Regions from separate parts of the Homo sapiens genome. Here region 1 is linked to region 2. A link is an interaction called in ENCODE POLR2A ChIA-PET data of the cell type or tissue named here. Cell type or tissue: MCF 10A. All regions are shown on one strand.

Region 1 (5,000 bases), 470 kb after region 2:
TTCCGTAAAATCACACTGTATGGCAGAAGCACTGAACAGCAATAACTTAAGCATATCCTAAGAATGACCCTCTGATCTGAGACGTATGTGTGTTTGTAGTTCCAAGCTACGAAATCCAAGAGTGGCCAACCTAGAGATTCACTCCTTATCTATGAAGAACATCCTAGCCCCTGGCCCATCCCTTGGAATGCAGGCTGTACAGCGGATCAAGGCCCTTTGTTTTGGTTGAAATGGAGGCTGCTAGGCAGAGGTTGATAAGTGAAAATGCTATATAAACTGCATGCTTTTTATAAACAGTAGCAGTTTTCCTGTCCAGCCCACCACCTCTGGATGACCCTGTGTATAAGTCCTCAATAAATCTTATGTCTTGTTTGCTGGCTCCAGGTTTGTTTTTTGGTCTTTTGAACACTGTGCCATCAGTATTGGAGTAAATAGAGCTTTGCATCACACACACACACACACACACACACACACAGGCACACACATGAACTCCCCACTTCATAGCTGGGCTGCAGAGCATCATGGCACCTGATCCAAGGAGCAAGCAGGTTCTGAATGGAGCCCTTGCTCCACTTGCCAAGGAATGTCCAAGTGTGGATTGCATTCCCTAGAGGAAGGGTGCTTTGACTGAGCATGAAGGCCAAACTATATCCTGCAGGAAAAGGGCACTGTTTTTTTTTATTTGTCTAGAATCTGCCTCATCCTGCATTCCATCCTCCTCCCTTTTACTTATCATCACCTTACATGTTATGTAGTTTATTTCTTTACCTTGTGTGTGTCTGTCTCCCCTGCTAAAATGTAAGCTCCATGAGTTTCAATCAATACTGTTTCTCCAGGGTCTAGAAAAATGCCTGATATGTAGTAGATGCTCAATAATATTTTTGAATGGATTATGAGTGAGTAGATGGAAGGCAGAAAGGTAGGAGAGAAGGAAGAAAAGAGAGGAGAGAGACAGATTAGAGGCAGGGAAATGCAGTCTATGTTCATAATTTATACGAGAGAGAATAATAACTAAGGTGGTGATACAACTGTTTTGAGTATAATCTTGTTTTCTCTGACCCTCTCCAGCAAATTGTATCACCCAATCAATCCCTGTAAACCTCTGGGTGAGACAGAGGAGGGACCCCCTCTTTTAGGGGCCTACAGACCCCAAGCATGGAAATAAAGGAAAATCCTGAGTTCCTTCCCGGGAAATTCCAGGCACCTAGCTAGCCCTGAGAAGTAAATAAGTAACCTGTTAAACAAGAAGGTAAAAGTAGCCTAAAACAATAGCTAAAGAAGTTAGAGTCCCAGAGATGTTTGCTCTCCCTATGGAAATTAAAGATAACATCTTAACATATGTCCCCGAGTTGTCTTTCAGAGGCTGGGACCCCCACAGGACTGATCCACTGGCACTTAGACCCCAGATGAGGGGGAAGTGAAGACTAAACTTTAACTATGGCTCTTTGTTCTAAGGTTCTTCCTAAGGGGCTTGGAGACAGTCACTACCCTAACATTTTTCTACTGACCCACAATTTTCAAACAAAGCTTCTCTTCCTTAATCAATTGCAAATCAGAAGATCTTTAAATCTACCTCTGCCTTGCAAGCCGGTGCTTCAAGATATCCGCACTTTTAGTCCAAAACCAATGCGTAACTTTAATGTGTTGATTGATCATTTTGCCAATAGTGTCAGCTCTCCTGAAATTTACCCCTCCTTTAAAAACCCTTACCTGCAAGCCATTAGGGAGTTTGGGTCTATAAGCCTGAGCTGCCCTGATTCTCCTTGCTTGATGCCCTACAGTAAATGCCTTCCTATCACGGCAGAAACCTCCGTGTGAGCGCCTGGTTTCATTGCACCGGGCGAGTGGATGCCGGATTGGTTCTGTAACACGAATATCACCATGCCCAGGACAGCGACTCCAAATTTCTACTGTCCTCAGTTTGATATGGTTTCTCTTTGGGCTTTGTGTCTGTTATTTCATTCTCTCGGTCCCCAGTTGTTTTTTTCATTTTAAAACCCATTTTTAACATCTCGCCCTCATTTCTCTCATTTGAATTTTCATTTAAGCCCAAGTGATTTTCTAATAGCTTGAGTCCCTTATTGAGTCATTTGTCTCAGAGCCAAATGCAGGGATGATGGCTCCGCTTCCTGTCTGTGTGGTTTAGCCGAGAGGCTTTTGTTTATGAGCCTGGGGTGCTGAGCAGTTTAAGAAAGTGCCCTTGGGCTGTGACTGCCCTGCCATTCTGAAGCGGTGAGCTCTCCTCATTGAAGAGAAGGGAGAGGCCTCTCCTGGCTCCTCTCTCCCCGCAACCAAAACACTTGCAATCTGGGTGGCAATTGATGCAATAAGGTTCACAGGTAAAAAGCTAACCAGGCTTTGACTTTTAAATGAAAGCCCCGTTCTGAAATGGAGCACAGCAGGTGGGCAGGAGCTGCACTCCTTTCCAAAGCTGTCACACATCTGTGCAGAGGCATGGTTTGGTGTTTTTTTTTTTTTTTTTTTTTTTTTTTGTAATCAGCAACAGCAGCAGCAGCCTGGGAACCACTCTGTACCTGCTGCTCAGGCTTAGCTGCTTCTCTGCAAATTATATTCAGTGGGAGGTCATTTTCTTGTTAGGGAGGGCCTGTGGGGGGGGGTTTCCCTGTCTCTAGGGACCAGCTTTGGAGACAGAACATTGCATTCCCCACCTGAAAATCCCAAATATGCATTTTCTACTTCTGAAAGGAAATCACTGTCCATGAAAGCTAAAAACACCCACTGTCCAGAAAATAATACACACATATGCATATGTGTACATATATAGAAATAGATAAAAGATGTATAATTGAATAATATATAGTGAATAGTATATTAATAATTAATAATAAAAATTAGTAATATATTATTCAAATTTGTCATCTAATTCATCCACCAATATAAGTTCTTTAAGATAAAGGATAAAAATTATGGTGACTGTACGTGTCTCTTCTCCTTGAGGTATTCAGGATCGGGTCGTTGTGGATTGGAGGATCCATGGGTAGATTTTTAAATTCAAAACTGGGGGCTAAGGCAGCTGTCTGGACAAACCCAGATTAATACATTAAAAATAAATAAAACCCAGAAGTGACTGGAATTGCCTTACTTGGAATGGCATGGTCTACATTTGCTGTTTTGTCAATGGAGAGTGAGACCGGGTATTTTCTAAGCTTCCTGGTCTCCCAGGAGAATTTTGTTTAGTTATTTAAATCGCAGCTTTTAAATTCCTGGCCAGCTGCCCAAAAGCTGTATTGTTGGACCTGCCTTTTGTCTTCTTCATAACTATGCTTACCCTCACAGGATCTTTAAGAGTTAAGGAATTGTCCTTCAGTGAGTTTTGGTCAAAGGAGGCAGAACCTGGAACTCAACATCAGCCCTTTCAGTGGGGCTTAGGCAACTTTCCGGATGGGAAGAGGGCTTACCCCCAGCGGTCTGTGTGTAGCTCTTCAGGCTGAAATGCCTGTCATCTGCTACAGATCAAATGCAGGACTAATTGGCACTCCTGAGCCAACTCATTTTTGGATGAGTTTCCTTCTGATGTTTCAAAGCATCTCAAAAGGCTCTTCTATAAATGATTCTCAAGGATCTTCGCAGAGAGAGATTAGTCTCTTAACTACAGTAGCAATAGGCTTTGGTCCAGATTTATAACCACTCTGTCTTTCATATTGAATACTGAAATCTAGGTTTAGTTTAATTTCTTCTAATTCCTTTTCAGTAACGTATCTTAGAAGCTTAACCAAAAAGAGGAGAATGAAGAAGGAAATCAACTCATTTGCCACTGTCAAAACAGTTATAAGGCGAAAGATTCATATGGTCTGAAGAGAAACCAGAGAATAACATAACTTAAAAATGATTTCAGGCACGTGCAAATGGGATAATTAACAAATATATCAAAATGAATGGGGGAAATTCTAATGCTGTAAGCTAGAAATTTCATGAAAACATGCCTGCAGAGAGCAAACTTTTTTTTTTTTAAGAAAGAAAACCATAATAATTATCATAAGGTCACTACCAAGTGCCAAACATCAGGCTGGATTTTTTAGAGGCACTAATGTATCTAATTTCCATGAAGCTTTTTCAAAGTAATTTCAAAGTATTCTCCCCATTTTACAGTAGGGGAAACTGAGACTCAGCAATATTAATTGACTTACCCAATTGATGGATAGTAGGTAAATTTGAACCCAGGGCTACTCAGCTCCAAAGTACATATCCTTTCTATTTACATAGCTGTCATTAAAAAAAAAAATCTAACAACGATAATGATGGCAATGATAACTCTAAAAATGTGTAAGATAAGAAATTTGAAGCACAATTATTTACAAATATTTTATACTTTTAAAAGACTATTCATTTCAGGTTTCTGAATGTCTGTATAAACATTAAACAATAGAATTTTCTGCAGTGAACATAAATATAAAAATTTTCTGCAGTGCACATAAATCAGGTAGTCACAAGATACAGAGAAATACTAAGCACTGAAATTGTGTTTTATGTGATCGAGTATCTCAATTCTTAATTTTATTTCATTTTGAATAATTAATAATTAATTATTTAATTTCTATTTAAATAACCACATGCTGTATGCCTAATGGATCAGGCAGCACCAGATCTACATATTTATAATTATGATGCTCAAAGACAAGTTCAGAAAGAGGAAATTTTAATGCAAACATAGTGCCAAAGTTGATATTTTTCGTTAATATCATTAATGAAATTCCTAGAAAATAGATGAGTCTCATGTAATTGCAGACTTACCCATGGGTGAGTCTTTATATTTATACTGTGGATTGAGAGTTAGTTCTCATAATGAATTCCTACATGCCATCAATGCCCAAATGGATTTAGGATACAATTTTAATTCTCATGTCTACAATTCTCACGTTGACAAGGGACACATTTTATTTTATAATAGTAAATTTAAATATGGCAGAGGAAAGGATTTTTTTTTCACTACACACACACACACACACACACACACACACACACATCTTTCCTGAAAGACT
Region 2 (5,000 bases):
CCTCTTTCCTTTTCCTTACAGGAGTTGTCTGTATACTATGCCAGTGAATGTTCCATTCACTTTTTGAGCTCACTGTGACCTGATTTCTGTCTCTATCACTCCTCAAATATCTACCAAAGTCAGCAATGACTTTCTATTTGCTAAATTAAAAGACATTTTTCAATTCTTATTCTGCTATGTATCATGGCAGTGTCTAGAATTTTTAATAAATTCATTCTTAAAACTCCCATTTCCCTTGGCTTTCATGATTTCACCCTTCCTGGTCTTCTTGCTACATTTCTGGCCATTCTTCTTAATGTCTTATGAGCTCCTTCTCTCCCTTTCTTCTTAATTTTTTTTTTTTGAGACAGAGTCTCACTCTATTGGCCAGGCTGGTCTCAAACTCCTGGGGTTAAGCAATTCTTCCACCTTGGGCTCCTGAAGTGTTGGGATTACAGGCATGAGCCACCATGCCCAGCCCCTTTCTCTTTAATATTGTTGTTCTTCTGTCTTCTGTTCTAGCTTTTCCTCTCTTCTCACTTTGTATCTTCTTTCTCAGTGGTCTCAAATGCTCTGAGTCTTCAGATACTGTTTCTATACTATTTTTTCCCAAATTTCTATCTCTAGCCCTGATTTATCTCCAGAATTCCAATCCACAATTCAGTTTTCTATTGAGCATCTCCCTTATTTTTACTTAATTTAGTATCTTTTTATCCTTAACATTACTATCTCTTTATCCTTGCCTTTTACTAAGTTTGCTATCTTTTAAACTAAATTTACCGTTGTTCTCCCCATTCAGTTCCTTCTCCTATATCCCCAGTCTGAATGACTTTCACTGCCATTTACCCAGTTACCCAAGCAAGGACTCTGAGGCATCTCTGGATCCTCCCTTTCCATCCCTCCCCACAGTCATTGGTCACCAAGTCCTGTTGTGTCCACTGTCTGTCTCTCTCATTTCCACTCACTTGTCTCACCTGCACGTCAGTGCCTTAGTTCTGGTCTTTAACACTTTAAATCTGGATTATTGCAGTGGTCTCCTTGCTGGTATTTCTGATTCCATTATTACCACCTCTCATTCATCTTCCACAAGGCCATGATAGAAGTATTATGTTATGCTCAATGGCTCCCCATTGCTTGCAGGATAAAATTCATGTTGCTTAGCATGACATTAAAAGTCTTCACGATCCAGCCCCTGCCCAGCTGCCCAGCATTTAACTAGACATTACCAGCATCTGCAATAGACACTTACTGAAATATTATATGTTACCCCCATGTTCTGAATGTTTCTAGATTCTATGATCTTGCTCATGCCCCATTGTTGTTACCAACTATTTCCCATTCTTCCAGACTTAGTGAAACAAATATCCTTGCAAAGCTCTGCTCATCAGTCACACTGCCTCTCCCTTGAATGACAGCATACCTTGAATGACTTCACTTCTGCTTAGGTCTTAAATACATCTGTTTTCTTGAATATCTGTTTACTCTGACAGATGATAAGCTCCTTGAGGACAAGACTGTATTATATTTATCTTTCTATTTCTAGAGACTAGAATAGTGTCTGGCCCATAATCTGTATTCTATATTCATTGAATGTGTGAATGTGACACATATGCATATGTAGCTATATATAGGTTCACAAACGTATATGTGAATATCGAGAGAGAGAGAGAGAGAGAGAGAGAGAGAGAGAGAGAGAGAGAGAGACTGACTTCACTTTATTGGGATTCAGTTGCCCTAGAGGAAAATGCTCCTTCAGCTTTTCTTCTGAAATTGCCAGCAAGAAGGAGTTGCACAGAATCTTGACAGAACCTTGGATAGGAGGTCATTTCTGGTCCTTTCTCTTCCACCAACCAGCTGTATATGGCTTGGTGTAGTTATTGAACCTCTCCAAACTCCACTCCCTTCATCAGAAAATGAGGGGGTTAAATTAGATCACTGGTTTCTAAACTAAAGTTATTTATGTATTATTACCGTAACTAGAAAATAATGAGTTGAAATTAACTTTCTGAAATTTTTCTAATGCATATTAACACAATTACCTAGTTGCTAAAATTTTTTTAAAACCTGCCTTTCAGTGTGCCAGCTACCCACTGCTGTTTTCACAGTGACCACCAGGGGGCCATGGTGGCAGGCTGAAGCTCACACAGCCCAGAGCCTGGACAGAAACCGCTCTCACAGGCTCTCCGAGTCAAGGGGTATATATAATATTTTTGAATGAGTGGTGCTTTTCCTGTAGAAATAAAATAGTTGTATCAACATGAACAATGTTAAATACTAATTAATAACTCAAATAAGTGCCTGCTAACCTTTTTGGGATCAAGTATTTATTTATTTTGAGAAGCTGATGAAAGCTATGGACTTCCTCTATTGCAAAACCACGTGTACACATGTACATATATGAAAACTATTGAGTGTATTTTCAGGAGACTCACAGATCTCCTGAGTTATTCGTTCACTCCTTAGAGGGTCTTTGGTTCCCAGGTTAATAAAATTTAGTTTAGGATAAGATTTAAGAAGCTGTAAACATCCAGATACAATCAGATCCTTTATGTTTTATTATTTTTGTTGTCACTTTGTTCTTAAAAATCACAATTTAATTCAGCTTTTGAGAAACACTGTTTAATCCTCTGAACTCGTGTAGAAGAGCACCCTGGGTTATGTTCAGATCCTGCCAGCAGCCAAGAGAGCTTTAACTATCTTCAGGGGTTAACTAGGTTCCTCTGAGGGCAGATATCGGTACTCAAATCATTTGACCCCTCTTCTGTGGGGTCCTCTGGCCCAGTGGATTTGCTTGTTGGAGGAATAACTTTTGTGATATCCTCTTGATTCCTGTGGGAAGTTCATGTATCTTTGCCACAACAAATGGTATATGCTCAGGCCACCCTATAATAGACCCTCTCTGCCCTGCTAGGTCTCTCTAATTCCTTTTTCCCTGGTTTACGGGGCAGCAACACATCAGAAGTGAGTTCCTTAGACAATGCTGCAGCGGACAGTTTGGGTGCCCTGTGTCCCAATCCCTCGGCCTCCCTCCGATTCCCTCCACAACTGGGAACCGTGCTCACAGTCGGCTTTCCACTCAGGCACCCAACAGGTTTATCAGGCCTGTCTGCACAGGTGTTCTCGGAACCTGTGTGAGGAGGGGTGGGGGTGGATAATGCCCCAGCCTACCCAGCCTCTTAGGGAACAGTTCTGAGGCATGCTCCACACTGTTTTTTTTTTTCTTTTCTAGGAGGTTCCTACTACTAGGAACCTTTTGGCCAATGGGTTCCATTTGTCCGTGTGGTGACCAGCTCCACAGTGAACCTTTTATTGAATTTTCCTCTTTCTCACTCTAGTTTCTTGGGAATCACTTCTTCAAAATCAACCTGTACTCAGGTCCCTGTCTCAGGCTCTGCTGTTAAGAGAACCTAAATATAGACAGATATCCACATTAGAGAATTAGATGTCAGTCTTCCTTCTTGCAGGGCACCCCCAATCTTTGTGAGTGAATCTAGTGGATTTTTTTTTTCCCACTGGGTTTGAGTAGAAGAGTTTACTCCCATGTGGGCCAGGTTTGGATAGGCAAACCATGGGGTAGGGGAGAAAAACGCGTCTCTCATGAAGACCCATTTCCTAGATGGCCAACAGGTGGGTGGGTATTGAGAGTGGTGGTTGATTGCAGAGGTGCTGGTTGAGCAGCCCCAGGGGTAGGATGCCCCACTCCATCATTAGAGATTCAGAATGCAGAGCGTTTAGGTCTAAGTCCTTCAGCTTTAGTTTCCAACTCTGGAGCAACAGGAAATTTCTACCTCAATATCCTGTGACAACAGGGATTAGAAGAGAAGAGAGAGGCTTCTGTTCCTACTGTGTCTTCCATCCAATCAAAGGAAAGTTATTTTTCCTTTCTCCTAAGAGAGAGAGTTGGCCTACTATCATCACACATTTGGAAGATAATTTTCTCATGAATACATTGCATTTCTCTAACTATACACCCCGTGCATTTTTCCACTGGATCTTCACCAATATGTACGTGAAAACTGGTCCTATTTGTAACCGAAATTGTGTGTGTGCATGTATGTGTTTGTATGCATGCGCACACAAAATGTCCTTTATCGAAGACCTTTTCCCAGGGGATAACCTCAAACTCAAGCAAACAAAATATAACAAAGTTTAAAACAAAGATCTATCATGGTTTTCCAGTGGGGCTTATCAAGGCAGAGCCCCAGTTTGCCTGTCCACATATTTCCCACTAGCATGCTTCCTTTGAGATGGGAACAGAGAAGATGAATGTTGTGCAGCACCATGATGCTTTTGGGCAGAGTCATTCTTCCTCTGGCCAATTGCTCCTCAATTGCCTTTGAAACATGTGATTCTTTATTTCCCTTTGGTTGTCATGTAGGGACTAACACAGCATTCAGTGTCACAGAATTCAGTGATGGTCAGCTCTAAGCCCTTGAGATTGGAATCAAGATACACTGTATGAGACCAGAAAATAACTGTTACAGACACATTTTACCCAGGATATAAAATGAGATGGCTATGATACAACATGAAAATTATCATTACTGGCTGGACATGGTGGCTCACACCTGTAATCCCAGCTCTTTGGGAGGCTGAGGCAGGAGGATTGCTTGAGACCAAGAGTTTGAGACAAGCCTGGGCAACATAGTGAGACCCCCATCTCTACAAAAAAAAAAAAAAAAAAAAAAAAACAAAACTAGCCAAATGCGGTGGTGCGTACCTGTAGTCCTATCTACTTGGAAAGCTAAGTCAGGAGGATTGCTTGAACTCAGGAATTTGGGGCTGTAGCAAGCTATGATTACACCACTGCACTCCAGCCTGGCTGACAGAGCAAGATCTCATTGCAAAGAAAAAAATATTTGTTATTACCAACAAACCAGGATATATTTCTGAACCCCAAATCAGATCAGGAGATGGGGAACCACAAGAGACAGTGGCATGCCCTGTGTCCCACTCCCAGGAGACCAACTCCAGACCCTTAGTCATGGCCTCAATAAGAGAAGGGAGAAAGGACAAGGGGG

What was found. Peaks named below come from ENCODE experiments on the same cell type or tissue, not always from the same donor. Only the 100,000 strongest peaks of a DNase experiment are listed, where the experiment ranks them.
Region 1: POLR2A ChIA-PET joins it to region 2 with 6 read pairs; 1 of 35 experiments calls an interaction of 5 or more read pairs at or near these places.

Annotation. Positions count from the first base shown.
Region 1 is chr1:232,224,143-232,229,142 of GRCh38, forward strand. No RefSeq gene overlaps it. Among named protein-coding and RNA genes, the nearest start is that of DISC1-IT1, 300 kb to the left of the region's middle. In MCF 10A, no CTCF peak of the experiment used is centred here; a DNase peak (open chromatin) is centred at 2,189.
Region 2 is chr1:231,754,882-231,759,881 of GRCh38, forward strand. All of the region lies in intron 4 of DISC1 (DISC1 scaffold protein), which reads left to right. All of the region lies in intron 8 of TSNAX-DISC1 (TSNAX-DISC1 readthrough (NMD candidate)), which reads left to right. Among named protein-coding and RNA genes, the nearest start is that of DISC2, 61 kb to the right of the region's middle. In MCF 10A, a CTCF peak has its summit at 2,080 (motif pointing right); a DNase peak (open chromatin) is centred at 2,120.